Regions from separate parts of the Homo sapiens genome. Here region 2 is linked to region 1. Evidence: chromatin loops called from intact Hi-C (ENCODE). Cell type or tissue: B cell. All regions are shown on one strand. Region 1 overlaps SHLD1 (shieldin complex subunit 1). Region 2 has its middle 58 kb from the start of SHLD1.

Region 1 (2,500 bases):
CTGGATTCTATCTTTTGCTCCAAAGTAATGATAGGAAGCTTTATTCATCTAACAATGGATGCTGTGATTTTAAAAATTTAAAACTACTCTTCTTGATGAAATAAGGAAAAACAAAAGGGGGAAGGAAAGGAATTAGGAAAGGAAAGAGGGAGAGGGGAGCAAGGGAGTGATTAGTATGCTTACATTTTATACTCTTGTGAGGATTAAGAATAATGTGTGTGGGCTGGGCACAGTGGCTCATGCCTGTAATCCCAACACTTTGGGAGCCTGAGTTAGGAGGATGGCTTGAGCTCTGGAGTTCAAGATCAGCCTGGGCAACATAGTGAGACCCCATCTCTACAAAATATAAACAAAATAAGCTGGGCATGGTGACGAGTGCCTGTAGTCCCAGCTACTCAAGAGGCAGAGGTGGGAGGATTGCTTGAGTCCTGGAGGTCAAGGCTGCAAGTGAGCTATGAACATACCACTGCACTCCAGTCTGAGTGACAGAGCTAGACTCCATCTCAAAAAAGAAGAAGAAGAATATGTGTGAAGTCCCATATAGTCCCAGTCCCAGCACACTGTCCCTACTTACTTACTAGACACAGTATTATAGTATCTGTGACAGTGATGGGCATGTAAAATTGTATGTTTAGTCAAATCATATTTGACTGGAGACATGTCTAACTTGTTTAATAAGTCACATTTATAATGCCTTTGCTACTCATGAACATCCAGTCACTTGATTTCACTGATACCTGCAGTCCTAGGCTTGCCAGTGTCCCAGGCCTCTTTGTTCACTATTTCCTGGGCTACTGCTTAGGCTCTATGCCTATTATACATGTAGATATGACCCTCTGTTCTCTGTCATCAACAGCAGTTGAATCAGAGGCCTTGTTTTGGTTATCTCTTGCTGCCTAACTACCCCAAAATTTAGTGGTGTGGAACAACAACCATTATGTTCTCTCTCACAATTTTGTGGGTTGATGTGCTTCAGCTGAGTGGTTCTTATGGTCCATGTGATATTGGCTGGGGCTGCAGTCACTTGGGGGCTTGAATGGTCTGGAATGTTCAAGGCTGCTCATTCACATGGCTGATAGTTGATGCTAGTCATCAGCTGGGAGCCCAGCTGGGCTGTCAGCTGAAGTGGCCACCTGTGGTCTCTCCATGCCCATGTGGCTCAGGCTTCTGACAACATGGTGGCTGAGTTCTGAGAGGGGAAATCGCAAGAGTGAGCCTTCCAAGAGAAGAAAAGTAGAAACTCTCAGTTCTCTTTTTTTTTTTTTGAGACGAAGTCTTTCTGTCACCCAGGCTAGAGTGCAGTGGCGTGATCTCGGCTCACTGCCAGCTCCGCCTCCCGGGTTCACACCATTGTCCTGCCTCAGCCTCCTGAGTAGATGGGACTACAGGCGCCTGCCACCATGTCTGGCTAATTTTTTGTATTTTTAGTAGAGACAGGGTTTCACCGTGTTAGCCAGGATGGTCTCAATCTCCTGACCTTGTGATCCGCCCGCCTCGGCCTCCCAAAGTGCTGGGATTACAGGCGTAAGCCACTGCGCCTGGCCTAACATTTTAGTTTTCTTTTTTTTTTTTTTTTTTGAGACGGAGTCTTACTCTGTCGCCCAGGCTGGAGTGCAGTGGCGAGAGCTCGGCTCACTGCAAGCTCCGCCTCCCAGGTTCACGCCATTCTCCTGGCTCAACCTCCAGAGTAGCTGGGACTACAGGCACCCACCACCGTGCCCGGCTAATTTTTTTGTATTTTTAATAGAGATGGGGTTTCACCGGGTTAGCCAGGATGGTCTCGATCTCCTGACCTCGTGATCCGCCCACCTCAGCCTCCCTCAGTTCTCTTAAAAACTAGCCTCAGCCAGTTGTGGGGGCTCATGCCTGTAATCCCCATACTTTGGAAGGCCAAGGTGGGTGGATCACTTGAGCCCAGGAGTTTGAGACCATTTGTGAGTCTCTACATGGCAACATGGCAAAACCCCGTCTCTACAAAAAAATACAAATACAAAAATTAGCCAGGCATGGTGGCGTTCACTTGTAGTCCTAGCTACTCAGGAGGCTGAGGTGGGAGGATCACCTGAGCCTGGGAGGCGGAGGTTGCAGTGAGTCGTGATTGCACCACTGCACTCTAGCCTGGATGACTGAGCGAGACTCTGTCTCAGAAAAAAAAAAAAATTAAAGGCTAGCCTCACTTCTGTTGCATTCCCTCCCCTCCCCTCCCCTATTCTCTCTCTCTCGCTCTCTCTCTTTCTTGCTTTCTTTCTCTCTTTCTTTTTGAGCCAGGGTCTCACTTTGTCCCTGAGGCTGTAGTGCATTGGCACCATCTTGGCTCACTGCGGCCTCAACTTCCCGGGTTCAAACAATCCTCCTATCTTGGCCCCCCAAGTAGCTGAGACTACAGACATGCACCACCATGCCTGGCTAATTTTTTTTTTTTTTTTTTTTTTTTTTGGAGAGACAGGGTTTTGCCATGTTGCCCAGGCTGGTCTCAAAACTCCTGAGCTCAAGCAATTTG
Region 2 (2,500 bases), 110 kb before region 1:
TGAGATTCCAGTGCAAGCAATGGTTTTGGGTGATGTTCCCAGGAATCAACAGTAAGGGAGTGACAGAGTGAGACAGAAAAAAGGAAAGAAGTCAGTAAAAGTGTGTGCGGTGGCTCATGCCCGTAATCCCAGCACTTTGGGAGGCTGAGGTGGGCAGATCATGAGGTCAGGAGTTTGAGACCAGCCTGGCCAACACGGCAAAACCTCATCTCTACTAAAAATACAAAAATTAGCCGGGCATGGTGGCGGGCGCCTGTAATCCCAGCTACTCCGGAGGCTGAGTCGGGAGAATGGCCTGAACCCGGAAAGGCAGAGGTTGCAGTGAGCCAAGATTGTGCCATTGCACTCCAGACTGGGCGACAAGAGCAAGACCCCCATCTCAAAAAAAAAAAAAAAAAAAGTGAATCAGGCTGGGCATGGTGGCTCACACCTGTCATCCCAGAACCAGAACTTTGGGAGGCCAAGGGGGACTGATAACTTGAGCTCAGGAATTAGAGACCAGCCTGGGCAACATGACAAAACCCCGTCTGTACAAAAAACACAAAAATTAGCTGGGAGCGGTGGTGCATGCCTGTAGTCCCAGCTACTTGGGAGGCTGAAGTAGGAGGATTGCTTGAGCCTGGGAAGTCAAGACTGTGGTGAGCCGGGATCACGCCACTGCACTCCAGCCTGGGTGACAGGGCCAGACCTTGTTTACAAAAAAAAAAAAAAAAAAACACCAAACTTATTAAGCAAGTTACCATTGTAGGCAGCTGGAGCTTTATCCTTCTCGGGGATGCTGGGAAACTGTAGATTTTGTCTGGGAGGGATGGAGGGACGGGGATTTATGCATCTGCTTCCATCAATATTGGTTGGGAGCCTCTTTTGGGGCCATTAATTCCCTAGTACTCAGCCCTTCGATGTATGTATGCAGAGCAGGCACCAACAGTTTCAGAAAACACTCAGGCAAAAGGTTGCAGGTGCTAGCACTTGGCAGTCTGATTGGTGTGCACTGAACCAGTGAGGCCAAGGGGCCAAGGGAAGGGGGAGCACCGGCAGCATTTGAAGGGAGTGAGGGTTTACCAGGCAGAGACCAGAGCAGGTGTTGCAGGCAGACGGAAATGGTTATGCACACAGAGGCCCAAAAACAAGCAAAAGAGTTCTGTGAAGTGGCTAGAGGATTTGAATCTGGAGTTGGACAAACAGGTTTGAATCCTGACTCTGACTCCTCACTGCTTATTCTCCTTAGGCAAGTCACTCCACTGCTCTGAGCATCAGCTATATGATGGGAATTATGGTAGGACCTGCCTCATTGTGCTGTCACAAGGATTAAATTATTTTATTTTATTTTATTTTATTTTATTTTATTTTATTTTATTTTATTTTATTTTTTGAGATAGAGTCTCGCTCTGTGGCCCAGGCTGGAGCGCAGTGGTGTGATCTCCACTCACTGCAACCTCTGCCTCCTGGGTTCAAGCGATTTTCCTGCCTTAGCCTCCCAAGTAACTGTGATTACAGGCGCGCGCCACCACCCTGCCTGGCTAAGTTTTGTATTTTTAGTAGAGATGGAGTTTCACCATGTTGGCCAGGCTACACTCGAACTCTTGACCTCAGGTGATCCACCCACCTTGGCCTCCCAAAGTGCTGGGATTACATGCATGAGCCACCATGCCCAGCCACAGGATTAAATTAGGTTATGCTTTAAAAGAGTATGGCACCTGGTCAGCCCTCAATAATGATAAGCAATACTTCTGTTGTTGTCCCACCAGTGGGTGAATGTTGGCTAGTTGGCTATGCCCACACAAAGAGTGCATGGAGACAAGGGGTCCAGTGGAGTAGTAGGCCAGAAAGGTGGGTAGCAGCTTCGAGGTACCCTGTGAGGTATTTTCAATTGTAGGCTCACCCAGACTGAACCAAGCACAGCTCACACTTGTAATCTCAGTGCTTTGGGAGGCCGAGGGAAGAACACTTGAGAGGCCAGGGGTTCAAGACCAGCCTGGGCAACAAGGAAAGACCCCATTTCTACAAAATAATAATAATTTAAAAAAAAATAGGCACAGTAGTGAGTGTCTGTAGTCCTAGCTACTCAAGAGGCTGAGGCAGGAGGATTGCTTGAGCCCAGGAGTTCGAGGCTGTAGGGAGCTATGATTGTACCACTGTACTCCAGCCTGGGTGACAGAGCAAGACTCCATTAAAAAAAAAGTGAGAGGCCGGGCACGGTGACTCCTGCCTGTAATCCAGCTTGACCAACATGGAGAAACCCTGTCTCTAGTAAAAATACAAAATTAGCCAGGCATAGTGACACATGCCTGTAATCCCAGCTACTCAGGAGGCTGAGGCAGGAGAATCGCTTGAACCTGGGAGACGGAGGTTGCAGTGAGCCAAGATCGCACCATTGCACTCCAGCCTTTTTTTGCACACAAAAAAGGTGGGCGGGAGGGGGAGGCTTATTTTTAGGGAAAGTGAAATAACAATTCAGGACTTTTGAGCCTGAATCTGTGGATCCCAACGAGTCTGAATA

Evidence for each region. Peaks named below come from ENCODE experiments on the same cell type or tissue, not always from the same donor. Only the 100,000 strongest peaks of a DNase experiment are listed, where the experiment ranks them.
Region 2: it touches region 1 in a loop (18-fold over the local background); 7 of 110 quality-filtered maps call a loop at or near these places.

The regions. Positions count from the first base shown.
Region 1 is chr20:5,797,058-5,799,557 of GRCh38, forward strand. The region is part of intron 2 of SHLD1 (shieldin complex subunit 1); the gene reads left to right. Among named protein-coding and RNA genes, the nearest start is that of SHLD1, 48 kb to the left of the region's middle. RefSeq lists an enhancer at 1,066-1,265. In B cell, no CTCF peak of the experiment used is centred here; a DNase peak (open chromatin) is centred at 1,084; H3K4me3 peaks cover 264 bases; H3K27ac peaks cover 1,534 bases.
Region 2 is chr20:5,691,089-5,693,588 of GRCh38, forward strand. No RefSeq gene overlaps it. Among named protein-coding and RNA genes, the nearest start is that of SHLD1, 58 kb to the right of the region's middle. In B cell, no CTCF peak of the experiment used is centred here; a DNase peak (open chromatin) is centred at 1,023; H3K4me3 peaks cover 821 bases.